3 separate regions of the Mus musculus genome follow, and regions 1 and 3 are each linked to region 2. The links are chromatin loops, found by intact Hi-C in ENCODE. Cell type or tissue: heart. All regions are shown on one strand. Links, peaks and the distances in the headings refer to the core of each region. The heading gives the core; the rest is flanking DNA. Region 1 has its middle 55 kb from the start of Otud4. Region 2 holds the start of Zfp827 (zinc finger protein 827). Region 3 overlaps 1700011L22Rik (RIKEN cDNA 1700011L22 gene).

Region 1 (10,803 bases), core at 963-8,962, 550 kb before region 2:
ATTGTGTCACCCAGTGGAGGTTTGGGACATTCTTCCCACTGATGCATGCTGTAGCTGGTGAGGGGCTGGGCCAGCTCTCCTGCACTAACCCTGGGCAGGAGCCTTACCCACGACCCCTACAACCAGGGCCAGTCTACTATATTTCCTGGGCAAGGTTCAGGGCCCCTCTTTTGAGTGCTGCAGTTGATGAACATTGGGGCCAGCTCTCCCATGATGCTTAGGTGAAGGGTAGAGCAAGTTCTACATAGCCCTCAGACATTAACATGTCCTCAGGTGGCAGTGCAGACAGGGACATCTGCCTGGCCTTTGGTAGTAATAGATCCCCACTACTACAGGGCCACAGGCATAGACATGGCCCTTAGGTGGCAGCACACCAGAACCTCACCATGGCCTTAGGTGGCATCACAGGCTACTCACATAGGGCTGTTCCTCACTACCCTCGAGCCTCCAAGTCCTCTTCATTGTGCTCACATCCTCCTGCTTCTCCTTCTCTTCCATCTTTCTTCCACTTGCTTGTTCATTTTAATGGCACCAGGGTCTTTGGGTGTCTGGGGTTGTCTCCCAGATCTGTGTGGCACCAGGTTAGGGATCATTGCATGCTTGCTCTGCCCACTCAGAGACCATGTAAAGCTAGGCAGGCCTTTTGAGTGTGATCTGCCCACTTGGGCCCTGTGGCACTGGGCTGGGGTGGTCTGATCCTCCTGTCTCCACCTCCAAGTTGCTGGAATCACTGGACGTATCAGAACACCTGGTTTATGTAGTAATAGAATTGAACCCAGGGTTTTGTGTGTGCCTGATGCATTCTGAATTGGTGCTTTGTGGAGATCTTCAAGTTGATAACGGGAGAGAATGGAGTAATCCAAGCATGCTTTGTGATATCTGAGTTACACAAAGCCATGCGACTGGGCTGTGGCCCAGAACAATGAAAACCTTAGCTTTAAGTCACTTTATTTTAAGACAGACGATAAAGAGAGTATGTCTACATTAGTCAGGGTACTGACTGAAATACACTCAGTCACTGAAAGTATTAGAAGTAAGAGACTGTTTACCAAGATGTGGTCGAAGGCAAGGAAATAAAAGCTGGTGGCATGGTGTGAAGCCAGTGCCAGTGCCAGGGCTAAAGGTCCTACTGGGGATGATTAATCACCGGGACCTGGGGGTTGCCCAGGGCTGAAGCTGAGGAAAGCAGGTGGGGACACACACGGCTGCTGTACTATGGCGCTGCAGAAGGCAGGCCGGGCTTTGCTCCTGCCAGTGGATTTCTGGAACCAGCTGGAATCCATAGGCAGCAGCCCTCTATGTATTCTATGTAGCTCAGTCTCCACAGGTTGAAAGAAGCTAGAAGGATAGTCAGTCCAGAGGGACACACTGAGAGGGACTCCTCATACAATCTTATTCTCCCAGACATCAACTCAAACTTACTCCTTACTAGAAAGTCACAGGTTGGCTGGTTCTCGAGAGATGCCTTAGCAGCTAACAGGAGATCTGCGTCAGGTTCCATCCACACACCCAGAGGCTTATAACCATCTGTAACTCTAGCTCCAGAGGATACAATACCATCTTCTGGTGTCTACAGGCACAGTACCATACATACAGCAGAAAGACAGACAGACAGACAGACACACAGATCGATCGGCAGGTAGAAGTGATCCCACAGTCTAACGGAGAATTCAAATGCTAACCAAAAACACATAAATAAAACTGCGGCAGAGGCAAGATTCACTATTCTCAGAGATTCAGTGGTAAAGGGCTAGCGTTCTAAAAGCCCATTTATTTAACCTGAAATCTTAAGACTAAATAGGCTTTGGTCTGGAAATGTAGGTCAGTTGGCAATGTGTGCCCAGCTTGCTGGAAGCGCTAGGTTCCAGAATCTTCATAAATACAAAGTGGCAGCACAGGCCTGTAATTCCAGCACCTGGGAGGTAGAGATATGATCATCAGAAGTTTAAGTTAACCTTCGGCTATGTAGTCATTTCAAGGTCAGCCATGAAACTGTCTCAAAACCAACACCATCAGCAAAAACAGTGCTTGAAGAGGAGAGAGGTGGGTAGAGCTGCTGCTGGTGAGCATGTTGACTGTGCTGTGATAACAAACACAGACCATACCAAGTGGAATGGATTTCGGAACTTCGAGGACCATTAGTCTTTATCAAAGAGTAAGTCCAAGATATGCTTCCAAGTCTTGCTAGTTCTCCAGCAGTGCCCAGCTCTGTTGCTTCTTTGCCTTGAAAAATTTTGACAAATACAATTTATTTGTCTTTCTTTCTTTCTTTGTTTCACAATTTCAAAACCACAGAGGGCCCTAGAACTTCCAAATGGCTCCCTAAAACAGAAGTCCCCATTTTATGCTATCCTTGCACAGATAGCAGGGGAACGGGAACCTGGTTCTGCAGAGAAGTCAGCTCTTTCCTTGTGAAGAGCCATGAAACACCAGAAGTGGTAGCCCTCTGCCAGTGGGTGAGGGTACTGCACCCAAGTGTTTAGTTTTTAGGTTTTTTTTTTTTTTTTTTCCTCCAAAGTTCAGATCAGTCTAACTGCTTCCAGGCATATTGCTACAAGGGTTTTTTTGTTTGTTTGTTTGTTTTTGTTTTTTTTCCTTTACCTAGTAGGGCAGCAATCAGCACATGCAGAAAGACTTCAAGCAGCTACCTTTGAATTAACATAAATCCATTTTTGGTTAAAGTCATTAGTGTTTTCCAAATAAGCCTTTATCAAGCAAGAGAGGGATTATGGGATGTAAAGGACCAGTTTAGCGTTGTTTGCTGGCTTCCTGTCACCATAGGTAATATGTTCAACAATGCAAGCAAATTCATAATTTTACACACACACACACACACACACACACACACACACACCACACACACACACACACACACACACCACATACACACACACATACACACACACAAACACACCACACACACACACACACACACACACACCACACACACACACACACACACAAACACACACACACACACACACACGTGGGGGGGGTGGCGAGGTTCTGTGTCATTTGCCTCTTTGGGTCAGTGACACACAGCTCTCCCGCAGTGGCCCCAGAGCCATCTTAGCTTGTGTAAGTAGGTATACTTTATGATGTTTGCAGAATTACATGATTCTCAGAACATATCTCTGTTGTCAAGTAATGCATTGTAGGAAGGGGAGGGAGAGAGAAGATGATGACTTGAAAATCTGAAAAAATTATCGTCTTCTAGTATAGAATCTTAACATATGTAGATCTGTGAATTTTTTTGTTGTTGTTTTGGTTTTTTTGGAGACAGGGTTTCTCTTTGTAGCCCTGGCTGTCCTGGAACTTACTCTGTAGACCAGGCTGGCCTCGAACTCAGAAATCTGCCTGCCTCTGGTTCCCATGTACTGGGATTAAAAGCATGCTCCACCACTGCCCAGCTAGATCTATAAATTCTTAGGAGACTTGTGTTCCATGAAAAGGATCCTAGAACCCAAACCTCTACTTAATTTACTATCTTGAATTTCATGTGCTGTTAAAATCCTAAAAAACAGCCATACTGTCCTAGTTAGAGTCAAAAGTGAAATAATTTAGACTAAGCATAACACACACATCTTATTATATATCTAATTCATCAAACCACTTTGCATAAATTCATATGCATGGATATACAGAAAATATCACACTTATTCCTTGTAGTAATATATTTAAATTTTATTTATTGCCAGGCATGATGGTACCTTTAAATGGTGGTGGTGTTAGAGGCAGGAGGATCTCTGTGAGTTTGAGGCCAGCATGGTCTACATAGTGAGTTCCAGGACAGCCTGGTTTAATATAGTGAGACCCTGTCTCACATCACCTCCCAAACTTCTTTCTTTATTTTATGTGTATATGGGTATTTTGCTTGCATGTATGTATATGTACCAGGTATATAACTGGTAGGTGTGGAGGTCAGAAGAGAGTGTCAAATCCCTTAGAACTGGAATTACAGATGGTTGCAAGTCACCATATGGGTGCTGGGAACCAAACTTTGGGTTTCTCTCTCTCTCTCTCTCTCTCTCTCTCTCTCTCTTAATTTTATTCACATTGGTGTTTTGCCTACAAGTATGTCTGTGTGAGAGTGTCAGATCTTGGCGTTATAGACGCTTGTGAGCGGCCATGTAGTTACTGGGAATTGAACCTGGGTGCTCTGGAAGAGCAGTCAGTGCTCTCAACTGATGAGCGATATTTCCAGCTCATAATAAGTGCTCTTAACCTCTGAGCCATCTCTCTATCCCACATGAGGATATTTTGAGTTTGATAGTTCTTTATAGTTCTCAGAAGTGTGGCACAGTGTTACTTAAATCAGTTCTCTCCGCATCTGGCAGTGACTGACATAGCGTTTCTTGCTGTGATTGTCCCTATTTTGCTCTAGTTTTTTCAAAAGAACGATGTTGGACTCCCGCCCTTTCTTACTGGCTCTTGTACTGGTTTTCTTTCCTTGTTTTAATCTTCATTCCTCTATGTTTTTAAAAAAACACATTTTACTTATTTCTCTTTTGTGTGTGAGTCAATGTGTCACAGCACGCCTGTGAAAGTCCTAGGACAGGCTTTAGTTCTCGTCCCAGGATGTGGCTCCTGGGGATCTGACTTCCAGGCTGGAGAGGAAGCGTGTTTACCAACTGAGCCACCTGGCTAGCCCTCTCTGTTCTTGAATCTGTAATAACTCTTCCCCCAGAAAAGTCTGGCCCTTTGTTAAGATGTCCACACTCATTCTCCCAGAAGGGGTCAGCAGAGCTCCTTCTCAGTGAGCTACTTGTTGCCATAGGAGAGCAACAAACCCCTTTTGGTCTTGTTGATGTAGTAAAGTTTCCATGGAACACTGTAAATCTTTTAGGCTCAGCTATTCAGACTGGAGTTATATCTTTATCTAACATTAACTTAATATTAACTTTAAACAGCTTTCAACTCAGTAAATTTCATTTAAAAATTATATTTGTGGATTTATTTTCTGCTGAATTTCTTACTGGGAAGGCAGTCGGTCACCAAGTTTGGCCTCATATATCATAGATCAAAGTTCAAATCAATATATAGAACAGTAAAGATCTGGCAACTGGTCTACCTTACAGTCTGTCATCCCTAAGTTGTCCAGAGGCATCACACACATGCTTAGGGCAGGAGAAACCTAGAAATGACACCTCCCAAACGGACCAACCCCTTCAGGACACTGTTCTTAGAGGTTCCTCTAGCCCTCCCCCTTATTCCAAAACTTCTTCTCTTGTTTGTTTCATTGGTTCAATAACTAGAGCCAATAACTAGAGCCAGCCATGTGTTGTTCATAGAAGGATGTAACTGTAGGCTTAATTTTAGGCATTAATATGGTCAGCTAAACTTTAAGTTTGATACTAAGGAAGAAGAGAGAGATGTAAACAAAAACAAAGGTAAGCACCTAGGGCTCTTTCTCATAACATCAGTATATAGTAGGGTTCTACATTAAAATGCCCTGCCATGGGCTGAGCCGCCAGTCTGTTCACTCTCTATGGGGATGCTTGCTTGACAACTTGAAGTGAAGAAGACCAAATCACTGCCGCTGTACCAAGTCTCAGGGATGAACTGGAGGTTGGAATGAACTAGAAAAAGAAGGATGACCAAGAGCATGAAAACACTGAGCATAGAGAGCTCTGTGCAGAGTTGTGGTAGGAGGAGAACAGGGTGATAGGAAGTAGCTGGAGAAAGATTTGAAGTCCAAGGAGTGCTTGTAAGCAGAATAGAGAATGCATCAGTCCACTTGCAGAATAACAGCAGTGGTCTAGGAGAAAAAAAACTCCAAGAGGATAGGGTGAATAACTCCAGGAAGAAGCCCTCAAGAATAAGGGTAGGGGTGGCAACACATGCCTTTAATCCCAGCACTTGGGAGACAGATGCAGGCGAGTTCAAGGCTAGCCTGGTCTACAGAGTGAGTTCCAGGACAGTCAGGGCTACATAGAGAAACCCTGTCTTAAAACAAACCAACAAACTAACAAACAAAAACCAAGGGAAGAGGAGGAGGAAGAAGAAGAGAAGGAGGAGGAGGAGGGGAGAAGGTAACGAAAGGGAAGATGGAGCCTGGCAGTACAACTTCTTGGCAAATGTTGAATTTCATTTAAGCTTTGCTAACCTACTCTGCTTCATACACATATTTCCAAATTATATACAAAATCAAACAAAGCTATATCAAAATCAAAGGAGAAAAGAATAAATATATAGCTGGATTGAACAATAAAACAACTATCACCTAAGTGGGAACAGAACCAAAAAATGACTAAGCAAGTAGGCTGAGGTTAGTTTCTGGAGAAAGCTGAGGGCATCTGTGCCGGCTAGGACTTTTAGCTCCTCCTGGTGGACGGAGAAAACTCCTTCCTTTTCACGAGTAGATGCTGAAAAAAAGGGCAGTCCCATATGATGTCTCCTTGGAGATTCAGCTTTGTAGGAAGCTGCGGCAATGGGAGGAGCACAGATATAATCTCATAATAAAAAATTTAGCCAAGCTGCCTAATTGCTCTGTGAATGACCCCGTGGGGTCCTCGATATCACCCTGGGATAGGAATTCCAACCCACTACTCTAGATTTGGCTTCTAATCAAGGATCTGCTGACAGACAAGGATGACCTCACCAGTGAAGGCTCAAGGAAGGAACAGAAAGAAACACATCAAAAGTTTCCAAGTGCACCAGTGTAAGGTCACACGCCCAAATATAAGAGTAGAGGTGATTCTAAAGCTTAGGAATCTAACAAAATCAGTCATTAAAATATGAAAGGATTCCATGTGAAGTGCTATCTCTGAAGCTGGTTGATACGATTTTTACTATAATTGTGACTGAAAGGTTTAAGTTGATACATGAATAAAATTTCAGGATTATGGAACAAAGAGAACCCAAAAGGGGAAAAAAAAGCATCAGAGAGAAGACTGTATAGAATAAAAGTATGTAAAAAGGAAACATAAAACAGATGAGAAATTTTAAGTGAAAATATTAACACTTAAATATAAATGTATTAGATTTGAATTCTGACATAGTAGAAGAGACAATCAATGATTTGAATTATCATAAAAAAGAATACTCCAGACAATTTCCTGAAAGGAATACTAATGGCTCAGGCTCTAAGATCAACAACTGATAAATGGGACCCCATGAAACTGAAAAGCTTCTGTAAGGCAAAGGACACTGGCAATAGGACAAAATGTCAGCCTACAGATTGGCAAAGAATCTTCACCAACCCTACATCTGACAGAGGGATAACATCCAAAATTTACAAAGAACTCAGAAGTTAGATGCCAACAACCAAATAACCCAATTAAAAATGGGGGTACAGAAGTAAACAGAGAGTTCTCAACTGAGGAATCTACTGGCCAAGAGGTACTTAAAGAAATGTTCAAAGTCCTTAGTAATCAGGGAAATGCAAGTCAAAACAACTCTGAGATTCCATCATACGCCCATCAGAATGGCTAAGATCAAGAGCTCCAGAAATTGACAGCACATGCTGGGGAGGATGTGGAGCAAGGGGAGCATTATTCCACTGCTGGTGCGAGTGCAAACTTGTACAACTGATTTGGAAATCAAATTGGCAGTTTCTCAGGAAACTGGGAATAGTTCTACCTCAAGACCCAGCTATACCACTCTTGGGCATATGCCCAGAAGATGCCCCAACATCCCACAAAGACACTTGCTCAACTATGTTCATAGCAGCTTTAATCATAATAGCCAGAAAATGGGAACAACCTAGATGTCCCTCAACAGAAGAATGGATAAGGAAAATGTGGTACATCTAAAATGGAGTACTATTCAGCTATTAAAAACAAAGACATGATGAATCTTGGATAAAACTTGAGAATATCATCCCGAGTGAGGTAACCCAGTCACAAAAGGACATGTATGATATGTACTCACTTGTAAGTGGATATTAGCCATAAAATACAGGTACTGTACTACACTTCAGAGACCCAAAGAAGCTAAACAAGAAGGAAGGCCAAAGAGTAAAAGCTTGACTCTCACTTAGAAGGGGAATGAAATAGCTGTAGGAGGCAGATGGATGGAGGGAGCTGGGTGGGGGAGGGATGGAGAGGGCAAAAAGGGGGGAACTCTTATAGAAGAATAGAAGGAAGGATTGTGGACCCCAAGGGGATAGGAACTCCACAGGAAGACTAACAGATCCAACTAACCTGAACCTTTTGGGGCTCTCAGAGTCTGAACCACCAACCAAAGAACATACACAGGCTGGACCTAGGACTCCCCACTCATATGTAGCAGATGTGCAGCTTGGTCTTCATGTGGGTCTTAAAAGCTGAAATGGGGGCTATCCCAAAAGCTATTGCCTGTATGTGGGATATGTTCTTCTAGGTCTGCCTTGTCTGGCCTCAGTGGGAGAGAAAGTGTCTAGCCTTGCAGAGACTTGAAGTGTCAAGGTGAGGGAATACCCAGGGGTGCCCACCAACTCAGAGGAGAAGGGGATGGGGGATGGGGGAAGGATTGTGGGAGGGGATGACCAGGAGGTGCAGTGAGTGGAACATAACTCGAATAAGGAAAAAAAAAACCTAAATTAAATTTAAAAAAGAATACTCTAAGCTGGGTGGTGGTGGTGCTCGCTTTTAATCCTAGCAATTGGATCTCTGTGAGTTCGAAGTCAGCCTGGTCTCCTGAGTGAGTTCTAGGATAGCCAGGACAACATAGAGATACCCTGTCTTGAAAAACCAAACAAAGGGAGAAATACTCCAGAACACGCAAGGAGGAGGTGTTGTGTGGCATGTTTGAGAAGAGAGAATAGATTTCTGTAGAGAATGAGAGCAAATTGGTTCAAGACATGTGGAAAGATTGCCAGGAAGGGGGTTGTACTGGCTGGTTTTATGTGTCAACTTGACACAGGCTGGAGTTATCACTGAGAAAGGAGCTTTAGCTGGGGAAGTGCCTCCATGAGATTCAACTGTGGGGCATTTTCTCAATTAGTGATCAAGGGTGAAAGGCCCCTTGTGGGTGAAACCATCTCTGGGCTGGTAGTCTTGGGTTCTATAAGAAAGCAAGCTGAGAAAGCCAGTGGAAGCAAGCCAGCAAGGAACATCCCTCCATGGCCTCTGCATCAGCTCCTGCTTTCTGACCTGCTTGAGTTCCAGTCCTGACTTCCTTTAGTGATGAACAGCAATGTGGAAATGTAAGCTGAATAAACCCTTTCCTCCCCAACTGCTTCTTGGTCATGATGTTTTGTCCAGGAATAGAAACAAACCCTGACTAAGACAGGGGTTGTGGCATATTTTTATCCAAATAGGCATTAGACCAAGAGAATCTTAGCTGTACACTATTAATGTTGTTCCTGGTTGAGCTTCCTGAATCCCCTACTTTACTGTGAGCCTGACAGATACCCTCAGGAACCACCTTGTAATTTCAGATTCCACCCATTTAGGGTAATAGGCTACATGTGACTACTGTAAAGACTGTGAAGTGCATTCTGGGTATGTGGTTCATGTCTTTAATCCCTACACTCAGGAGGCAGAGACAGGCAGATGGATCTCTGTGATTCAAGGCCAGCCTGGTCTACATAGTGAGTTCTAGGATAGTTGGAGCTACATCATAGAAAGACTCCGTCTCAGTAACAACAAACAACCAACAAGAAGATCCCATGAGGTTTGACTCTCCGAGAAACTCAGGCCGATGTTCCCAAGTAAGTCTCACTGCCCAGACAGCACCTCTACTGCTCAACGCTTCTTTTCTTTTTTATCAACACTTGAGCCTGAAATCTATTCAAAACATTTGTTTGTTTGTTGGAGATAGCGTTTCTTTGTATAGTCCTGGCTGTCCTGTAGACTAGGCTGGCTTTGAACTCAGAGATATGCCTGTCTCTGCCTCCCAAGTGCTGGACTTACAAGCATGAGCCACCACAGCCCACCTTAAAATGCCTTTTAATAAACCTCAATGCTGCTTTAAATAAAGGTCTCTGCTGTCTATGGGAGAAATATTGGGCAGGGAGCACTTAGTGCATTGTAATTATTTGCTTTGGTTACTGAGTAAAAAGGTGAATTTTTATATAAGATACTTTCAAGAGGCAGGTGGATTTCTGAGTTCAAAGCCAGCCTGGTCTACAGAGTGAGTTCCAGGACAGTCAGGGCTACACAGAGAAACCCTGTCTCGAAAAACAAAACAACAAAACAAACAAACAAACAATCCTGGGGCTGGAGAGATGGCTCAGTGGTTAAGAGCACCGACTGCTCTTCTGAAGGTTCTAAGTTCAAATCCCAGCAACCTTTTGTAATCCATAACACAGAGACAACAGCAATATTCTTACCAGCTTCTTCTGATAATGAAATATCAAGTGTTTGAAGTGTTTGTACACAACTACTCACTGAATAGTAGCAGATGGTATTGCTATCTACTAATTAAACTTCCAAGATGCATCTCTTACTATCCTAGACAGAGTTATGAAAGTGAAAGAGTTTACAGTGTACATAACACACGCATCATGTACCTAGTGCAAGAAATAACACTTTGCAGGCCCTCTATGGATAGTCAGCAAATATTGCACTTATTAGTTATAATATAATGATTTATTTTATTTATGTGCATGGGTGTTTTGCCTACATGTACATATGTACACTGTGTTCATGCCACAGTGGAGGTCAGAAGAGGGTGTCAGCTCCCCTGGAACTGGAGTTGCAAATGGTTATAAGCCACCAGGTAGGCACTAAGAACAGAACCCACATCCTCTGCCAGTGCAACAAGGGTTCTTACCCCTCCTCCCCCTGCCATGTTTGACAATTCTTTGTAACACTGTGGCGCGGTGTTACTTCAGTTGGTCCTCACTGCACCTGGCAGTATGTAGGTCTCACCTCACTT
Region 2 (10,783 bases), core at 1-8,000:
ACACACACATACACACACACATACACACACACATACACACACACACCTACACACACACACCTACACACACACACACACACATACACACACACATACACACACACACACATACACACACACATACACACACACACACACACATACACACACACATACACACACATACACACACACCTACACACACACACATACACACACACATACACACACACATACACACACATACACACACACACACCTACACACACACACATACACACACACATACACACACATACACACACACACACATATACACACACACACATACACACACACATACACACACACACACATATACACACACACACATACACACACACATACACACACACACACACATATACACACACACATACACACACACATACACACACACACACACACACACACACACACACACACTTCTTACCATAACGAGGCCCTTGACTTATTTCCAGAAAGTAAAAACCCCAAATCTATTCCTTTACCTACAAAGCCCACAGCCTTGTAAGTTCTTTTGCTAGAAATCCTTTCACATACCCAAAAGCCCCAGTCTGTAGGTCATGCATATTCTCACTATCTTGGTCTTCAACCAGTCTGATTAAATTACAGAAAACTACTAATACATCATCAGAATAGGAAGATAACACCAGCTTGTTCTGTTGTTTTTGCCTCTCGGATCCTAAAACTCCATTAGAGATCTAAAAATGAAGACTAGGGAACAGGGCTGCTTCAAATAAGGGCTAAAGGATATATTAACCCCACTGAGTAACATGGCGACATTCAGGCCCTGCGACGGCCTTGGTGATCAGTCAGTCAGAGGCACTAAGCAAACTCCACACAGTGCCACAGAGTGGGCACCTCAATCCTTTCCTGCAGACCTGGGGCTATAGTCTGAATCTTTACATCCTATATTCCTATATTGGAACTTCATCCCTGGTGTGATGGTCTCAGAAGGAAGGTCCCACCAGGGTGAATCGGTCATAGGGCAGAACCATGATGAAAGATGATGCCCCAGGCAACTTAGTCACCCCTTCCACAGCGTGAGTACACCAAAGGCAACACTGTCGGAGGAGAGGTGGGAGTCATTACTACAGAGCATGGAATCTATGGTCATCTTGACTTAGAACTTTCAACTTCAACAGCCATGAGAAAAAAAGGAAATGTGTTGTTTAATAAAGTACCTGAGCGAAGTCATCTTGTTAGAGCAATCTCAATTAGCTAAGAGATCGGCTCATCCAATTGACAAGTGACTGAACCAAGCTAGTAGCACAAGAACTTTTTCCTTCCTGTGAAACTTCATGTGTGCAAACACAACCTAAATCCAAACTTCTGGGATTACCAAGTAAACTGCTTTGGCCACCCAGGTCAACACCACATATTTCTAATACAGCTTTATCTACAAATCCATGTGGACAGTAATTAATAAGACCCCTTAACCAACTTTAAAAAACAACTTTGAACCCAGGAACCTGCCTGGGTATCCCAGCGCTCGTCTGATTTTTGCACATGTCCCCAAGTGGAGGTCGTCTCAAAACCTCCCTCAAAACCCTCTGACAGAGACCATTCAAAGATCCTCCACTACGAAATGTGCAGCAGTGCTCAGGCAAGCAGAAAGCTGTCCAATTTAGACTTCTCTAGCGTGGTTTATTAACACTTTGTGGAGAGACTTGTCAACTCACACCAGCTGTGTCGTCTCGAGAGCGAGATGGCAGCACAGATAAATTAAAAATCAATTTTTTTATTAGAAACTATTTTGAAGCATTAGAGGGGATGTGATTTTTGAGCCATCTTCTGTATTTTCACAGGAAGCCCTTGCGCTCATCCCCTTACGGTTCTAGGGATGCATGGATGCTCGTTTGGGGAGCAGATACCAGTGGTCCCCAGAATCATTAGATTTATCAGAATCATTAGACCTGCCTGACAGGTGCTGTGAAATACTCTGCTACTTCAGACTGAATGATTGCCATGGGCTAGTCAGGACGTAGTCAGGTCACTGCAAAAATTAGTAAGAACTAAAAACAGAGCAGACCACACACACACACACAGAGAGAGGGGGGGGGCAGAGAGGTGGGTGGGAGCGGGGAGACTCATGAAAGCATAGACGCAAAGAGTCCAGTCGCTGGCTGGTCAGTTTGCTTCCTGGTTTTACTGGAGAGCAGAGTTTTTTGTTAAAGAAGGACACTCTAACCCACTCTGGTCTGGCCCATGCTGAGTAGAGTGAGAACACTGAAGTGAGAAACAATCTTTTACTAACTTTTCCTCATGCTTGCCCTGGGGAGTAGGTATCAGGCCAATTCCCACTGATAAGTATAATAGAATCCAAACTCATGTGCGTATGGGTGAATTGATGCTAATGGTGAAATTTGAAAGTGCTGATTAGCATGGGTTTATGGACATACAGACGCAGTAAGTGCATTAAAACGACCTTCCTGAACCCGTCCCTCTTAGCCTCATAACAATCGCAAACATAACAATGCTTGAAAGGTCCCACATCTGCCACACAGTCCTGGAATCTGCTTCCTCTTCTGAGGCTGGTAGACCTTCTTAAGTTACACTCTTTGAAATTCTGGTGAAGACAAGGGCCTGGGTCAGCTCAAAGGACCTTGAGGCCATTCTTTCAAACATGGCACTGGACTTTATTAATCAAAGAACTTTTGTGAAAGAGCCATCAACAGCAGTTGAGTCACATTTTAAGTCCCAAAATGAAAATAACTTCATTAAGCCAAGAAACAGAAGCCTTTATTTTGAATAATAATTTTTAAGCCTACCCCCCAAATATATCGGCTTAACATCCTTGGCTGAGTGGGACTTCCAAAAGTTACTACAGACCTTCTCTTTGATATGTAAATAGAAGGACCACTTCATCTTCCCAGGACATACCACTTTTTCTAGTACATCTGAGACGTCCCATGTAACATAAACATGACACACATGTGTGAGCACACACACATACTCCCTCCCCCACTTACTTTTGAGGCCCAGAAGAAAATGACTGTAGAATTTTAAATCAGAAACCCAAAGCTAAGGTTAGTAGTGTCAGGTTAAAGGCTCGCCCATCTCCAAAGCTAATTCGGTTCTGAACAGTCCCAGGGGTGTCTAGCAGAACAGAAGGAGCTAGGAAACCCTAGCAGGCAGGAGCCCAGCCTGGGGAATTGCTAGTACTCTGTGCCAGGAGCCAAGGCTCACCCCAGACTTGGTATCAGATAATACCAAGTGCTCGCCTGGATTTCCAGGACTAATCCACTCTAGGGTGGACTATCCAGGTTCCCTGGTGTCTGTACTGTAGGAAGACAGTGGGCTTTGCAGGCCCAGAATGTTCCTAGATAGTATTGTTTAATGTGAGAAGTAGACTCCACTCACAGAAAACATCTGTATGTGGTAACAGTGTGTGCTCTGAAATTCTTTAGCCCCATTGCTGGGAGTGCAAGGGCCAAGATTGCTGGCAGAAATGGAAAGGATTTCAACTGTTCTACAAATTCAAACAGTAAGTTTGTGTGTGTGTGTGTGTGTGTGTGTGTGTGTGTGCGTGCATGCACACTGCACTTCCTAATATTTACAGGTTCTATCAACTCTTAAATCAACACATCAATAGTGGCTTTAATAACTTTTTCATTTACTCAGAAAGGTCCTTTTGCCTTAAAAGCAATTTAAATTTCCCCAGTTTATTCACTAAACCACCTCTTTGCCTCACCTACAAAACAGACCGAGGGTTGGGGGGCAATTTTTAGGTTTGTCTCTGTATAACTTCTTTAAACTCCAAGATGGCTTCTAACAGGCACCTTTAATCCCAAGCCTCAACTGTGTTTTAACCTTGATACAGCATAGTTCTCCCAGGGAGGGAGCCCTTTTCCCAAACACAAAATAGTTCAGTATTGAAAACTAGGCCGTAGGTCTACAACTATACTCTGTATTAAATGGAAATGAACATTCATTTTTACCCAAATCGATATGCCTCATGTCTGTATATCATTCTCAAGTTTCTAGGATCATCACTGGGCTCTTAGCTGGCCCTGGGTTACTATGACTGACTTGGAAAATACACTATTTGCCCAGAAATTGCTCTTAGTCAAAATGTAAATTGCTTATAAAACATGTGTAAACCCCGCTTAGAAAAGGCAGCACACATGCACACATAAAAATTCATTCAATACAAAAAGAGGTGGAAACGCTTTACAAATTAAGGCTTCCCTTAAAAAGAAGGGGGGGGGAGGCTGGACCGTTTACTGTGCTTCCAAAAGTAAATTGCTTCTTACTTAGGGTAAAGTGGCTTAATATGACTGCAAGGGGAGGTGATTTTTTTTTTTTTTTTTGGAGTAGATAGCAGTATTCAATCTGAGAACCAGGAGAGAGCTCACTCTCAAAAAGAAAAAGAAAAAAAAAGAAAAGAAAAACTTCATCAACAGGCAGCAATCCGCGGGAGAGGCCCACCAGACACCGGAGCTAAAATGGAGCCTGAATTTCCTCTCAGACAGAGGGTAGTCGCAGGAGGTCAGGGTCAAGGTCACCGGCAGGGCAGGCTGCAGCTGCCCGACTGCACTGCACACCACGGGAGGGGCGGCGTTCCAGCCGTCTCAGCCGAAACTGATAAATCCCTTCTCTTCTCCCACCCTCCCTCTAACCCCGCCAACATTTTTTTTTAAGCAGGGGGAGAAGAGAAGAAAGGGAAATGACCAAGTAACCTCACCGCCCTGGTTTTCGCATACAAGCTCATCAGCTCCCAAAGTTGCCATCTAAGGGCAAGTTCGCAGAGAACACTGAAGCCCATTTTGTGCGAGCAGGGCAAGCCTCCCGCGGTGGCGCCCGCCCGGGACAGCAGCCCCCCCCCCCCCCCCCGCCTCGCTGCCCACGCGCGTCCGAGCAAGAGGGAAGCCCGGCCCGGCCATGTGCACGCACACTTCCACCAACTGCTGCGAGTTTTCTGTGAATCGCAGCGCGGAGCCTCCCGCCTCGCCCGCCCCGACTGCGCCTCCTTCTCCTCCTCGCACAAAATTTTCCTACACTCGCAGCCGCCTGCGAGTGATTTTATGTGCATATATATTACATATGTGATATTATCCTCAGAACCTCTAGCGGGCAGGCGAAGAAAGGACTGCACGGGGGCATTTTTTTTTTTCCTCCCTAAAGGAAGGGGAAAAAAAGCATAACCCTAGCCCTGTGCGTCGACTCCTTGCATACCGGGAAGGGGGAAGAAAAGAGGAATGTTTGCGGAGCAGACTGCCCGCGCGTGCCCTTGCTCGCCACTCCGGGTGCCACCGCGCCCGCCCGGGCCACAGCAGCCCTGCGGACCCCTCGCGTGGGCACCGCCGCGGAGATTTCGCGAAGGAGAGATCGATCGCGCTCGCCCGTCTGCGGCGGAAACACACACGCTCACACATAACCCGAGACACCATAACCTTAACCCTTCCCCCACCCTCCGTGAACTTCAGGTGACCGACCACGTCGGCCTGACACCCGCGCGGGCAGGCGCTCCGGCTCCGCTCCCGCCCCCAGCCCGGGTTTTGCAGGATCGGGCTCCGAGCAGCGCCAAGCCGCCCCGGAGAGGGGAGCTGAGCAGGGGGGGGGCGGGAGGGGGGAAGAGGAGAAACTGACCCTCCGTCTCCCCCGACCCCTCCCTCCGGCGCCTCCCGCGTCCCCTCCTCCCGCCACCCCGCCCCACGCCTTCTCCCCTGCCCCCTCTCCCCTGCATTCAAGGAGCCCGGCGGCCCCGGGGGGGATATTTTTAGTTGCTTCTTTCTCCTTCACTTTTAGCTTCAGCAGCATCTCGGAACACTCCGAGCGGAGAGCTTGTGGGGGGACGAGGGGGGAGCCCGAGAGGGAGTGGGGGAAAAGTTAAGAGTCTCGCAAAGAAAAGCGGGAGGGCGGCGCGGAGGGACCCGAGGCGCGGGTGGAGGAGGGGACGGGGACCCGGCCGCGCAGCCCGGCGCGAGTCTCCAGTTGGCGTGTGTGGCTAGGGCCAGGAGGGCTGGGATGCACTTTAGTCACGGACTCTGCTCGGGCTGGCGGGGCAGGGGGGTCTGCGAGCCCGCGTCGCCCCGGCTCTGTCTGCTCCGCCTGACCCCGCATTTTATTGCGGCCGGGAGCCCTGCTCCGCCCTCCCCTCGGCTCTGCAGGGACCTCGCGCGCCGCGCGCCGCCCTGGCTGCCTCGCCTCAGCCTCGGCGCGGCTCCCGCACCCCACATCCGCTCGGCTGCCCGGCCTCGCCCCCCGATCGGCCACCCGCGCCCCCCGGCGCCCCCACACCCTCCTCGACCGCCCCTGCCTTCCCCTCCGCCACCGCCTCCACCTCCGCCTCCAGCTCCAGCTGCCCGCGGCTCCGGGGCCGACCCACCCCGGCGCAACCTTTAGCCGGAGACCGACCTCTCCGGTCCCCAGCCCGGCGGGCGGCCGCGCGCCCTCGCCCCGACACCCCCAATCGCCATGTCACGGCCTCGGCCCTGCGCGCGCCCCAACCCCGCACCCTTGTGCACCGGGATCCACACGGAATTTCTTTTTTTTTTCCAAGATTGCAACCTCTCCCACCTCCCCCCACCCGCGACAAAAACCCGGCATCCACACTACTCCCCTCCTCCCTCCTCTCGCCCCCTCCCCCGCAAACCGGAGTGAGGAGGGGGAGGGAAAGGGGGGAAAAGCCCGATCCCAAGGAAAAAAAAGAGGGGGTCGAGAGAAAGAAAGAAAAAGAGAGAGAGAATAGAAAGGGCACGGGGCTGATCATCACCAACATGGCTGCCTCGGCATAGACCTAAACGAGGAGTAACCCGGGCTGTGTCTTTGTCAGTTTCACCTCTGTAACCCTAAACTAATGCAGAAAACAACGGCGGAGGCTGCGGAGGGGAAAGAGGAGAGGGAGGGCGAGAAAATGGCACGAGAGGAGGTGGAGAAGGGATGACTTACGTGAGGGAAGGCGCTTGGGCTGCTCCTGCTTCCTCCTGGGCATTTTCCCCCTTTTCTCACATTCTCCTCCTTGGTTAATGTGAGATCAAATAAACCCCCGTGGGGGCAGACAGGCAGACACTGGCAGGAGCGGGGAGGTAGTTGGGGGGCGGGCAGGGGGAAACCCCTTCTCTCCGGTGTGTGCAATGGGTTGAAGCTTGTTTCCTGGAGCCAGAAGAGGGGTTTTCTTCTTTCCTTTCTTTCTTTCTTTCTTTCTTTTTTTTTCCTTTTTTTTTTTTTTTTTTAATTTTTTGGTCGTGCACCTGGCTTGTCCCCGAGCGTAATATTCTTCAATGGAAACGGATCTAATAGGTGTGAGTGTGTGTGTGTCCTGTGCTCGCGTGTGATGGGAGGTATAAATAAATGAGCGCCGGTGCGGCGGTGTCTATGGCCGCGCGCTGTGTCTCCGAGCCCCTAACACTAATGTCGGGATCAAAGGGCAGCGGCGGCGGCAGCACAGCTCGCAGCTCGCTCTCTCGCTCTCCTCTCGCGCTCTCTCTCTGTCACACACACACACTCACACACACACACAGAGGCACAGACTGAGGGAAAGAGCGAGAGCTAGACACACGCGCGCGCGCATACACACACACACACACACACACACACACACACATACACACACTCAGCAAAGAGGAAGGTGCCCTAAGGCTCTCAGGGCGGACTCAGCCTAGCATTTACAACTGCTCTGTCTGGAAAGCATGGGGGGCGCGCGTGCGGGGGTGGGATGGACTTCTTCGAATTTATCCCGCTAGTCGCCCAATCAAGGGGGGTGGTGGAAAAGTGCCCCCCCCCGCTCTTGAAACATTATTTTACAGATTTTTTTTTAAGGAAATAGGTTGCACTAACCACTTTCTTTTGTGTATTAAACTACGTTTGGTTCTGTATAAAATTCCCCAGGCTTTTGTAACTGAAAGACTGACTCTCTCACCCCATCACCTTGAGTCTGGACGTTACAGACTCTCACATACTCCCTTAAAACAGCCTAATGGAAATAAATCTTTTTTAAAAAAAAAAAAAATGAAAAGATAGCATAGGGTGGGATCAGTGGATGGGTGGCATGGATACCCAATTTTAGAGGGTCCGGTGGAGTTAACACTTGAAAATTCAGCCAAAACTAAAATTACAGGTTCTTGATAAAGAGGGAAAATAAGATTAGGTCACCCCCCGCCCCCCAGGGTTGACTCAACTGCCACGGGTCTATTCCTACAGTGCACACAGTGATCTTGACTTCTGTGATTCACTCCCTGCCTCCCCCCCCACCTCCCCAGAACACAGGTAACTGAGCCTTACCCTGAAGCAATTCTAGTGTGTAGTTTGAGCTCATACAGCAGTCTTCATTAAGCCATATACTTTCATTACTTTAGAAATCACACATCTTGCTTCAAAGAGACACATAAAGAGGGAAAACAGAAAAGGATGCGTCGCCTCACAAAAGGTACTCAGTGAAGGGAACGGGTCTCTCTCTCTCTCTCTGACTGTAAGCCATGTGGATACAAGTTCACTGGGAGGTTGTTAATGATTTAAAACTCCAAAATCTGCTACTATAATTGAAGTAAAAAAAAAAAAAAATTTGGTCTGAAGAAGAGCTGTTTCATAAAACTCTTTGTAAGGGGAAACTTTGAACTTGGTGGAATACATTATATGTCATGAGTCAGAGCTAAAAAATAAAAAGGTGCATTATTTAAACATCTTCCCTTTTGAGGTTTAAAAAATCGACTCATCATCTTATTATGTTAAATATTTTCCTACCAATTTTTTAATAGATGTTTTCATCAGAAGGTGGAGCATAGTGAAGACACAAAAGTTTAAAATGGCATTCCATCAGGTGACATGAGTGACTAATGAGACTTAGAAGTCTCCAGTGGTGTTAAAGAGAGCCACTGGGGTTAGGTTTGGTTACATTTCCTTTAAATGACAATAGCTTTATACTGTTTTCACTAGGAAACTGTAAAGGAGACTGTGTCTCCCAAAAGATGGCTTTCATTAATAGTGAATTCTCAAGATGAACCCCTTCTTGCTGATACCTACCAACATACTTGGCACTCCAAGGTTGCAATGCTATTTGAAGCAGGTTTAAATGCCTTCTGAAACAGTGCAATATCCAAACTGGAACATCAACCTTAAACCAATTCCAAAATACAAAAAAAAAATTGTTTTTAAATGATAGTTAAAATCAGGCATGGTGACCAGTGCCTTTGATCCCAGCACTGGTGAGGCAGAGGCAGGCAGGTCCCCATTGGAGGCCAGCCTGGTCTACAAAGCAAGCTCCAAACTAGCCAGGGCTACGAGTGAGACTCCTTCTCAAAATAAGAAAAACTAGCAAACAAAAAGAGGCAGTTAAATTGTCCCTGTGTAATGATCTGAGATAGATTGTTCACTCCGATCAAGACCAGTCTGCCGTGCCTTGGACTGTGTGTGCATGAGGTTTGAAGCACGTCTGTTCCAGGCAGACTGCTGTGGGCTTGTCGTGCCTAAGGAGAGATAAACACATTGATCATGAGACCGACCACAGCTTTCTCAGAACTTTTACCTAGGACATCAGGATCACAACTCCAAATGGACACAGCACCACCTTTTCCTGAAACTGCAGTGACCGTTCACAGTACTTAGTACACTGTAATTGAAAACACACTTTTGGCCCTTCCTCCAGCTGAGTACATTTCCTGCGACCTTTTAAAGGCATGCTGGCAAAAGCTGTCGACTTTTAATTATATAGGTGTTCCATCAACAGCCAAAAGCATTTTAAATGGAATTTATTCATACCTCCACCTTTTCCAAAAATTATTTGAAGTAATACATAACAATGGGAAATAGAAATAAACAGAGCCTCTTCTGTTTAAATCCCATGTTGGTGTCTGAACAGTAGACAAACCGCTTCAAGGTCATTTGTAGCCACCCCTAATTGCTGGAATGTTAGCGCAATCTAAATGTTAGGAAGATAAGGCCTGGAGATCATCACAACAAAACTCAAAATCAAAATTCGATAGTATGTTTGGGTACATATAGCCAGGAACAATCAGTTTGGATTCTTAAACTCAAATGTTGTATTTGATTCACTGGTCTTTTCATACTACATATTTCTTAAAAAGCATAGTACCCTTCCCACCCCATCTCTATCATTTGTCAAATGTGAATCCTAAAGGCATGCATTCTGAGATGTTTCATAAGTGCTGGCTCACAGGTGTAAATGCCATCTAAGGCCAAGACTTGCTAAAGGTGGGTAGTCAGTGAGATCACAACTCGTAGAATAGCATAGAGGCTGCAGAGGGTCTCCAGGGTCAGAAGCATTCTTACAATGAAAGTGACTCAGCAGATACAGTCACCTGCTGACATGCCTGATGGCCCAAGTCCTGTCTCTGACACCGGCTTGGTGGAACGAAGGAACCAGCTTTCAGCAACGTGTTCTCTGACCTGCACAGGTGTATCGTAGCATGTGCAACATCTCTCCCAGTAAAATGGATGAATTACTGTTTTTCAAACTTTGATAATAATATTTCGATGCCCCTTGCCCTTTTCTCCCATGTTGGCATTTGTGGTGCTGATGCTAAGGTGGTGATGGGTAAGATGACGGTGATGGCAGAGATCAGGCAGGGTACCACACTTAGGATTACTCATCCTATCCGTCATCACATGCACTCAGAGAAAGCACAAAGGAAGGCTCACTTAAGGACATCCTTGATGGAGCAGTAAAAACTGTAAGTTTTACTAACTCTGACCCCTGAGACAAGACTTTTTCTTGTGACACAGTAATGGGTACCAAAAGCGCTCAGCTGTGGCTAAAGTATGTCTGGAGGAAAAATCACTCCTGAGATTGTTTGAAATAGTC
Region 3 (10,803 bases), core at 1,325-9,324, 180 kb before region 2:
CTTCAGACAGGCTTTGGGGATGGGAGCTTCCGTCATGTCCTGGGGTCAGGGAACTCTTGGGATCTGCCTATTGTGATAGATGGATGCATTAAGTTCTCAGATAATCCTGCCTTGCTAGGACCCACCCTGTGTGTTGAGTGTCCCAGTGTCTATTGTCCCCACTCTCCCTGATATGGCTTCCCCTAAGCAGGACTCTTACCTCAAATCCCAATACTTTTAAACAGGATGTTAAAACAAGGTCTCTTTTATGCCTTAGACTTCTTGAAGAGGGGCCTTGCCTTGGAAGCACAGGCAACCTGAGGTCACTCCCCAGATAAAAAAGCTGGTGGTGGTGGCACCAGCTCCGGATTCCTTGTGCTAAGGAAGCTGAGGCAGGTGAAGGGCGCCTTGAGGCTCACTGGCCAGGGAGAGACCTTATCTTAAGGAATGAGGTAGATGGCATCTGATGATCAAGAGTTGAGATTGTTTTCTGATCTCTATAAGCCCATGCATACCTGTTCTCACACATACACACACACACACATGCATGTGCATACACAGGTATGCACAAGTACACACACACAGGCACAAGAATACATGCATGTATACACATAGGCATGCAAACACTTAGAGGCAGGCACACATACAGGCATGCACACACAGGAACACATGTTAACCCCCACAAATACACACATATATACACATGAATACCCAAAATGCACAAACATGTATGTGTGCACTAGCACTTATGAGCATGTACATACACATGAACATGCACATACAAGAACACAGGCAGAGGAACACACACAGGCACACACATGAACACATATATGCACACATAACGTACACAGAGGCATGCATATACACATGAGCATACATACACATGAGCACAGATACACACACACAGAGGGCTCTCACACAATTCTCTATTTCTTCTATGTGTCCTACTAACTTCATTTAGTATAAAATAAAGCAATTTTTTGCTATCATTTAATTTTATTAGAGCCTCTCTTTAAGTTGAATCCAAACAACTTAGCTTTATGCTAAGTAATTAAATGTGTGATGTCATGAGTTTGGTATGCTGGTTACATGTGTTAGGGAGAAAAAAATAACTTGGTCAGTAAAATTTTTTTAATGTTATTCAAGTAGCACCTAAGATTGTCACAAGAATACCAATTATGCACACATGTCACTTTGAATAGGCTGGTCTGGGTCACCAAATGAACCTGGTAAATTTAGCTAACAGGGAAGGGTTGGACAGCTTTCCTTGGGTCGCAGACAGCTAAGCCTATTTGAATGGTATCCTTCCAGAATGAAGCAGTCGCTTTAGCATCTAGGGAATGCCGGCGCACTAGAAGGCAGCACCACAAGGAAAGATGCCGGGGTCTAGAAGCTGTGGGTCTGGTGAAAGATCCTGTGCAGTCAGTCATGGACCTGCTTCTCGGGTGGGGGAGGGGGCTCACTTCTGGGAAAGGAAGATGATTTCCTGAAAGTGTGCTGGTCGCAGCTTCCTCCTGGGAGTTGTCTAAGGGAATGATTAACTACAATTAAATAATTCGTTCTTGCTGCGTGGAGTTGCACGGGTGCCAGGCAATTTCATTGCCAATCAGTGTCAGAGCTGTACTGAGGGATGCTTGTCTTCCTCTCCTGACCCCTCCCCTAAATCCATTTTCATACATTCTATTGTGATGTACTAACAGTCCAAAACCATCCCCCCATCCCCCTCCTCTTTCCCTGTCACATTCGATAAATATGGGGCAGTTATCTGACTAATGTTGAGCCAGAATCCTGACCAAACCAAACCATGGCTTTAATGAGTAAAGCAACATTTAATATTTTCATTTTTTTATATGTACATATATGTCTGTACCTGATGCCCTCCCAGGCCAGAAGGCTCCAGTCCTCTGCAAATCTAGTTACAGATGGATATGAGTTACGGTGTGGGTGCTGGGAATTGAACCTGGGTCCTCTGGAAGAGCAGCCATCCCTCCATTCCCCACATTTAAAATATTTTAAAACAGGTACTGATATTTTAGGGGAAGGTGCAAAAGCCACCAGGTTGAGAATTGTCCATTTCCTGCCAGGCTGCCAAAATTCTTAGGGTTAAAAACATTTGCTTGGTGACCAGCTCCACTGGAAACTCTCTTTGAATTCTTCATGTTCGTGGAACCTGACTTGAAGAGGGTCATGATGTAGGACTGAAAAGCCGAGAACTCACACCCAGGATTGCCTGCTGGTTGGAAGTGGGAAAGCATAGTAAAGGTTCCTATCAGTGGGGGATGATGAAAGGGCCGAGACAAGAGACCGAGTCTTTAGCGTTTCTTAGAATTCTTGTCTTTTTAAATCCATCTTGCTTATTGATCTGTCCTTCCTGACTGAGGTACAATATATGAAACAGAAAGGGTTTATTTAGCTTTTTTTAAGATGGAAGAAAATGCAAAAGTGATGCCAGGCCCTGCTCATGAGTGATGTCTAGTTTGAAAGAGGCAATTTAAATCCTATTTTTGTGGGAACTGATCTTTGTGGATGCGCGAGTGTTGACAATCGAACCCTTTCTCCCTCCAGCTTCAGCGACAATGGGATTATGAAAGCAAGTTGGGCTCCTCGGAGGACTCAGGGACGGATCGATTCTCCTCCAATACCAGTGGAAGCTCAGGGCGCAAATTCAAGTGATTTCAAGAAAGAAGCCACAGACCTAGAGCCCTACCTCGTGTCTGTGTTAAGCCATTGAGACAGGAGTTCCAAGAAGGCTTTGATGGATTGTGCACATAGGGAAGATCTTGCTAGAAACTTCCCTGGGCTTCCTCCCTTATTCTTGTGTGTGTGCGCGCGCACACACGCACGTGTGTTGATGGGGAAGGGGTTTGTCATAAACATGATTAATGTTCCTTTACAAAGTGCCCAGGTTCACATTCTGCTGTTAGAACCTCACAAACGATAGCATGACCTCCACCTTAGTGGGCTCCAGAGTTATGTAGCCTGTCCTCTACCTCAGAGAAAGACCTTTCTGTTTTCCCTGTGCTATGACCCAGAAGGCCTGTAGCAGTTCCCTCCACTCAGGGAAAACTGGCTTTGCAGCTGGCTCCGCCTTCCGCGGCGCCCATAGGCCTGCGCCTCCCTCTTCCCGCTGCATCTGCCCTGGCGGGGTCCCCTCACAGCCGTGTGGTTGCCCTGCCCGAGAGCCGCTAAGGGACCTGGCAAAAAGGAGCAAGGCCACGGAATAGTTCCCTCCCGCTGGCAGCCATTCCTCTGCCACCCGGCGCTTCGGGGCCCCGATCCAGCCTGCACCCCAACCCACGGCTCCTGTTGAACAGGAAACACAAACGTCGCACCCTAACCCCCTAGCCGCACCCCAGGACCCAACCCTTAATATGTTTTTTTCCTTTAGCCCCAGGTTGGGCTAAATACATTCGCTGGGAGCCATCTGGTCTGCTTCCCCTTCATGTGGTTTCCATTAAACTCGCCAGAACCGTGCAATGTAAATGCAGCCCTGGGCCACTCCGGAGCCTCCAACAGTCTGCCCTGCGCAGGCAGAGCGAGGGGACCTCTGGGCAGACGCCCAGGCTGGCACCCAAGGACCATGCCCCAGTGACTGTGCATCACCACTCCTAAGGAGGCATTTATCCATGGCAAGGCTTTCTTAGTGCCCCAGTGTTCAGCTTTTGCTACATGCAAGCCAGAGTTTGTTAGAATTCTGTTTCCATTCTAAAAATCAATGTCAACAGCTTTACAGACAAATTTACAGAAATAACCTGGCCACAGAAACTCAGCGTGACCAGCAGCATGTCGGGAGGGCTGAGTCTGCCTTCTATGCAGACCGCCTTCTTCCCTGACTCCCCCTACCCCCATAGGAAAAAACAGAACAGAAAAAAAAAAGTTAGCTTATGGAAAAATACTGACTCACGCAGTGAATTAGGGTTTATAGTACAAGATAAAGGAGACAGGCCGATTTAAGGACTCATAATGTGCTGTATTTGGAAAGTTCTTCAGGTTTATCAAAGATTAGTCCGTTTATTGAGGAGACTGGAAAAAAGGGGGGGACGGGACGGGAAGCAGCAGGGGACCAGCCACAGGCACTTCCAGGCAGTGAAAGAGCCTCTGGTCAGAAGGAATTAACTTGTAGCCGTCCTGTTTTGTCCAGGGTCCTCCTTTTCCTCTGTCTCCACCACCAGCCTAGGTTTCCCTCCCTCCCTTTTTTCCTTTGCTTTCTTTCTGTTCTCTTCCCACCCCCACCCTGGCCAGGGGATTTTATTTGGGATTTTAAAATGAAACCAGGTGCTCCGTAAAACAAAGACAAAGTAGTAACAAGGAAACACGATCCAAGGCCTAAGGAATGCGCTGAGTTTCATGACTCAGGCTGTCCTGGCAAAAAAAGTAGGAGTGACATGAGAGGTGGGTGGCACCGAGCACAGACCATACATGGCAGCCCTGGCCTCCCCTGATAGGGTGGTCAATGCAGCCTGTGACTCACTTTGTAAAAGGCTTCCCAGGCTGGAGCCAAAGGATCAGCAACGGTTCCCTGAGGGGCAGATCCACGTGATAGGGCCAGGGCTACCCTGAGGTTTGGGCATCACATCCTAGGCAAAATGCCACCCTTTTCTCCAGGAAAGAGGCAGGCTTAGCAGACTGCCAAGTGCACTGGTGCCTTCAGGAGATTAACAACCTGCGGGCTTTAAAGTGACAAGGTCTCTCTCTCTCTCTCTCTCTCTCTCTCTCTCTCTCTCTCTCTCTCTCTCTCTCTCTCTCTCTTTCTCTCCTCTCTCTCTCTCCTCCCTCCCTCCCTCCCTCCCTTCCTCTTTCTCTCTCTCTCTCTCTCTCTCTCTCTCTCTCTCTCTCTCTCTCTCTGTATGTGTGTGTTGGGGGGGGGTGTGGTTGGGAGTTCTAAGTCTCTAGGATCGCTGAGGTGCCTTGGTTAGAGGGGGGTTAGGCTGCTCCTGGGAGAAAGTGGAAAGCTTGCCCATGGTGGGGCAGGAGAGGGGGTTCTGGGCGCCATTCCTCAGCAGTCAGGGCAACCAGCTCAAGGGATGCGTTATGCATAAACATGCAGGGAGACACCTAGGCAGACATCCACACATTCTCAGAATTCCTTTTAAATGAGCAGGGATGGTGTGAGGTACACTTTTTGTGTGTGTTAATAAGAGACAGGCTAAGAGTACTAAAAAGGTCCCTCCTAGCAGGGTGGTAGTGGGGGCTGAAATCGGACGGTAAGGTTCATCCTGGCCTCTCGTCATTACCTCTGCATGAGTAGAAGCAAGTGGTGTCCCTCACTCCTGAGAAGGCTGTCACGTTTCGAGTGAGAATGACTGACATAATGAGGTTTCCACATGCAGAAGCTGCACGGACTGGAGGCTTGTTTGCCTTCTCCTCTTTCCCATTCTGTGAAATACCCACCAAACAAGCTCTGCTGACTAGTCCATAATTTCAGGGAAATCACTGCTTAACTTTGTCATCAAAGGCAACCTACCTGGAAAAACTACAGTCTAAGAATGATGACTTCATAAATATTTATAGTATGAACAGGCGTCACTCCAGTCCTGTTGGAAAATGGGCCCATTCAGCTTTCTTTAAGATGTGACACTTGGGTGAGTGACATCTGTCATCCGGATCAGCCCTGCACTCCGTCCCTCTGAAGCATGTTTATGGAGTGATTATGCCTCTGAATATTCGCTATATTTAGGTCTGCTCCTCTCCTCTCAGCCCTCCTAAATCCCCAAAGAAGCAAAAAGCCAAGTTACCGATGGACGGTAGACTTGAACCGTCATGACAAAGCACAGGCCCTTGAATGTGTACTACAGGAGCATTTGAAGAGCTGAGAATTCAAACGGGAAAGCCAGTTGCTAGTATAGTATTCTTTCGCTAGGGTGGCTTTGTTGGGACTGCTGTCACAGGTGAGGGCTCTCAGCTGGGCCTAGAGGGCAAAAGCAGGGAGGTGCACAGGGAATTGTCCCCTCTCAGGAGCTCCCTGTGGCCCACACCAATCAAGCGGCCTACACTCAGTTCCAGAGCTCCGAGGGCAGGATTTGGCGAGGACTTTGTGACCTCAGTTGAGACAAAACCTCTAGCATAATTGGAGGCCTTCCCTCTTGGCCACACCTGGGCCTGGGTTGGGGTTAGCAGCTGTCCACCATCCGGGTGGAGATAATGGGCCCCCGGTCTACAGCTACAAATGCTCTGGCCTAAGCCTCTGCTGCCAGTCACAGGCCTGCTTTAGGGCCAGTATTTGCCTTGTGTCGGCTTGGTCTTCTATTGTTTATCCTGGGTAGAACCAGGTCTTGGCACAGGGGGCATGAAGCATTGCCAGAGTTTTATTTTTAGAGACAGGAAAATGTCTGCTTTTTGGCAACTGTTCTTTTTCTGGCACGCACCAGGGATGGTGTAAAAAGGCTCAAGTGAGAGATTCCAAGCCATAAATTCATGGCATATGACATAGGCATTTGCATTGAGAGTTTTTCAACAGAAACCTGGTGTAGCCTGAGGTCTTCCATAAACAACAACTGGGCAGAGATGAAGTTCCACTGCCATACCTGAAGAAAGCCCTCAGGACCACGAACTTCACAGACATCCACACCTTGGGGTGACAGTCCTCAGGACCACCAACTTCACATATATCCACAGACTCTTTTGAACATATCAGATGGTCTGAAATATTTTTTTTTTAATTTTTACCTTTGCCAATCAATCCAGAATCTAGTCCAAGTTGTTGGGAAAAACAAAACAAAACAAAACAAAAAAAACCCTGATAGTCTACAGCTGGCTTTCCCCAGAGTCACTGACATTGCCACGATGGCTGATACAAGGCAGACAATTCCCACCAAGAAGCATATGGTCAGAATCAGGGACCGAGTTTCTAAGTCTTAACGGGGAAATTTTTTTTCCAAATATGGCTCCCCCTTAAAGCACATTTTTTGTGGGTTCTGTCATTCTAGCTACCGACATTCAATCTGAAAGCATTTTTATATGTAGTAATGTCATATTGTACAAAGCAAAAATGGAAAGAAATAAAAGTAGTAAATTAAATTGTATTTTCTCACCTCTTCTCCCCAGCCTTTGGAAGAAGATTGTTTTCTAATTATAAAAATAAAATAAAAATATGATCCTTCTCTGCTCTTACGCACGCCGTGCTGTAAGGTTCACTCTTCTTCCTGCTGGAGTAAGTTCTCTCTCGTTCTCTCTTCCTTCTATGTAGGACAGTGGAGAGAGGATAATCGATTCATTTGAATTTATTCTTTTTTCTGAGTATTTCTACTCCACGTCTGGTTCTTTTCCGGAAACTTCTGTGGTTGATAAACAGTCTTTTGGTGATTAGAATCCCACCGTTTGTAAAGAGTCTCTCAGAATCCTGCTGCACCTTGAAGGACTGTGTCTGTTTCCTGGTATTCTGGAGTTTCATGAGAATGGTGTGTGCCTGTTCATTTTGGAAGTTTATTTCCCTTGGGACTAAGAGGCTCTCTAAGTTGAGGGCTTGGGCTTGTCTTTAGTGTGGATGTTGGATAAGGAGGAAGGAACCAGAAAGTTACATTGATCTATGCCGTAAAGTACTGATCTATGTCATAAAGTACGGAGCAGAGTGGGCCGGGGGAGACTGGACCTCGGTGCGGGAAAGCATTTTAAATAGTTGTAGAGAAAAGGAGAAAAATGAGTCTTGGAAAGGATTTTTGTCAGTTTAATAAGAAAAAAAGCTAAAGAAGATTTAAAATTTTTACCCGTATATGTAAATGTCTGTGTGCTTGCTCACAGTGTTCAGGAGGGCCTCAGGAGGTGTCAAATCCTTCTGCACCGGACTGACAGGGAGTTGTGGGCCACCATGATGTGGGTGCTGGGGACAGAATTCTAGTCATCTGCAAGAGCATCAAGTGTTCTTACCCATTGAGCTGTCTCCAGCCCTCTGCCAATTTTTAAAACAATCTTTGAATGCACATTAAAATTTCCTCTTCCCTTTAGTGTTTCATGGAGGACAAAAACCTATATTGGTCGTGTAATATTTCATGAAATACATACTATATATGAATGTATAACGTACACATGAGAAGGTTGTTTTGTGGTTTAGTGTTGAGACTGATCTCCAAGGCTGCTTTGGGTTAATGCGAGTTGTACGAATAATTGTTACTGGTTTTACTATTAAGCAGATTCCTTTCTCTCATGATTTGTCTCTCTTATTTTACTTCCCCCTCCAAATCCAGGCGACTTTCTTCTGAGTCTCTGTAACCCAGGCTGTTCTGGAGCTCTTGATCCTTCTGCCACGGCCTTCTGAGTACTCGGGTGAGAAGTCTACACCAGTATGCCTTCTTAGTACAATGAGGAAATGCAATTGGGTGTTCAAACTCCCACTGTAGCCTGGTTAGTGTTTAGTGCTGTTTAGTGTGGTCCTGCCTAGATGACTCCATATACAGTGGTAGAGCTCGTGTGTGTGTGTGTGTGTGTGTGTGTGTGTGTGTGTGTGTGTGTGTGTGTTCTAGTCTTTATGGGCCAAAGCAGAAATAAAATCTTAAGGCCTGAGCAGGCTGTCAATCAAGGTCAAGTTCTGTGACTTCTCTGGGTGCCTACTCTTCTACAATGGAAAATTTGTTCAATAGATTATCCAGGCCCCTGTTGGCTTTTCTTAAAGTTATTTTATTGGGTTCCCATAGCTACCACCCTTCCAGCCCTTACTCCCCCAACACTAGGTAGGAGAGAAAGTTAGAGTGGAAATGGGGGTACAGACTTCTTTAGGCTACTTCTGCTGATTAGGGGCATGGAGTACCCAGGGACAATTACAAACTTCAGCAGTCCAGCAATCCTACAAGCCAGCAAATGCAACAGCAAATGCAGGAGCAGAAACCAGCAGGAACCAGCAGGAACCAGCAGGAACCAGCAGGAACCAGCAGGAACCAGCAAGGGGAGCAGCAGCCACCATAGGTCCTCTGTCTCCAGCATTTATACCTTCTCCAGAGTCCCCAGAATTAAACTACCTGCAGCTGGCAAAGATCACACCCCTGCTAATGTACGAGACAATCACAGTCACCTGCTATGAAGCAGCCTCTTATCCCACACCTGGGAATAAAACAAAAACATATCCACATAGCACAATTGAGTTTTTAAAGAAACCAAATTCGGACTACAGTTCCCTCCATTGCAAAGGATGCGTGAGTGTGACATCATGGCTGGGGTCCTTTGGAAAAGTGAGCCGTGGACTTGGTATTCAGCCAACAATAGATGTCTGAGCCACTGGAATCAGAAGCTTCAGATAAGATGAAGCTCGGTAGTCCTCAGACACTGACGGAGCAGCAGGTGACTCGGGTCACCTGGACCTTACGGGGCTGAGGTCACCACATCAAACCTCTCAGCATTTCCTTTCTAGAATATAAGGAGTCTTCCCCTTATACCCGGAGAAATGTGTTCCAACCCATTGCTTGTTTCTGAAAAGAAAATGTGACACTGTGAGATTTTTAATATTTTTAGATTTTTAATTATATGTGGATGATTACACAGGAGCCGTGGTGCTTGTGTGGGGGTCAGAGGACAACTTGTGGGAGTTGTCTCCCTTCCACCATGAGACTCTGGAACTGAACTAAGGTGGTCACTGTTGGCAACAAGTCGTTTTACTTTGCTGAGCCATCTTGGCTGGCCTGAGTATGAGGGTTGCATTGAGGTTTTGTTTTGTTTTAGCTTTTTACTGATTCTTTGCGAATTTCACATCATGCACCCCAGTCTCACTCATCTCCCCTTTCCTCTGTATCTGCCCTTCACCCTTGCAACCTCTCCCACCAAGAAAATATACATAAATAAACAAACCACCCTTCCATGGACGCTGCAGTATGTCACAGTGTGTCCGTGTGTCACACAGTACACCCCTTTGCCCAAACAACTTTACCTGCAAATGTTCCTTGCAATGAGTCTGGTTCAAGGGTCCTGGCTTCTGCTACACTATCAATACCAGTTCCTTACCAGGGTTCCTCTCAGATATCCTGCTAATGCCCTGCTTCATGGAGATCCTAAAGCTTTGGATCTGCAGGACTGGCCCCTTCACATGCTCAAGCAGTTCATAGATGGAGTAGGTGTTGGGGTGGACCAACACAAAACCCTGGATCTGAGCATGGGTGGTAGCTGCCCTCTAGCTCTTCCTCACTCATGTCACTGGGACAAGAGCTCTAATGCTGCCCCAGTGGGGGGAACCTAGCCAGAGGGGAAGGGGCCTGTTTTCCTGTTCTCACATCCTTGGGGCTGGCTTTTCTGTGCTTCCCAGGCAAAGTGTGGGGCCAGTCTCCCAAGTGCTGTAGCCAGTGATTGACAAGAGATGCAGCCAGCTCTCCTGTCTGCCTCTGGGACAGCAAGGGGGTGGGGACATCTCTTCTACTCGCTTGCCACTGCATGGCCAGCCAGCTCTCCCATGCTCATGTCCCCAGGGGCAGCTTTCCCCGATGCACGATCCCCATCGCCAGGGCCAGCTCTACTGTGCTGCCCAGGTAAGGAATGGGATCAGCTCTCCTGAGTGCCTTAGGTAGTGAGGCATGCAAAGCCCGCATTTACCTGAGATGTCCATATGGCCTTTGGTGTAACATGGGCCACAGACATCTACACAGACCCTGATGTTACTGGGTCATGGTGTCAGACAGAGTGGCAGCACAGGCCAGGACTTCACCATGGCCTCAGGTGCTTGGGCAGGCCACTCACAGCAGGCTGATCCTATTCACTCTCAAGTCTCCAGCTCTGCTCTTCATTGTGCTCAAACTGCCCTGCTTCTCTTCCTCTCCCATCTCTCCACTATATAGTGCCTCACTGTAGTGGTGTCTCCGCCCTTACCACGTGGTGGCAGGCCTCTGGGTGTTCTGGGCCTGCCTTGGCAGT

What was found. Peaks named below come from ENCODE experiments on the same cell type or tissue, not always from the same donor. Only the 100,000 strongest peaks of a DNase experiment are listed, where the experiment ranks them.
Region 1: a loop joins it to region 2, with 2.2 times the contacts of the local background. A loop is called at or near these places in 2 of 42 quality-filtered maps.
Region 3: a loop joins it to region 2, with 4 times the contacts of the local background. A loop is called at or near these places in 2 of 42 quality-filtered maps.

Annotation. Positions count from the first base shown.
Region 1 is chr8:79,579,098-79,589,900 of GRCm38, reverse strand. No RefSeq gene overlaps it. Among named protein-coding and RNA genes, the nearest start is that of Otud4, 55 kb to the left of the region's middle. In heart, for the core only: CTCF peaks have their summits at 2,456, 4,734 (motif pointing right) and 6,328 (motif pointing left); no DNase peak of the experiment used is centred there.
Region 2 is chr8:79,024,862-79,035,644 of GRCm38, reverse strand. Zfp827 (zinc finger protein 827) reads right to left here and starts at 7,208. Exons shown (of 15, transcript NM_178267.3): 1 at 6,916-7,208. The coding sequence starts at 6,958. In heart, for the core only: CTCF peaks have their summits at 4,519 and 5,115; DNase peaks (open chromatin) are centred at 4,614, 5,884, 6,114, 7,484 and 2 weaker places; H3K4me3 peaks cover 4,230 bases; H3K27ac peaks cover 5,587 bases.
Region 3 is chr8:79,202,499-79,213,301 of GRCm38, reverse strand. It overlaps 1700011L22Rik (RIKEN cDNA 1700011L22 gene), which reads left to right. Exons shown (of 6, transcript NM_026315.1): 6 at 2,545-2,872. The coding sequence ends at 2,652. Among named protein-coding and RNA genes, the nearest start is that of Gm30271, 6.0 kb to the right of the region's middle. In heart, for the core only: no CTCF peak of the experiment used is centred there; DNase peaks (open chromatin) are centred at 3,131, 4,471 and 6,181; H3K4me3 peaks cover 2,098 bases; H3K27ac peaks cover 3,487 bases.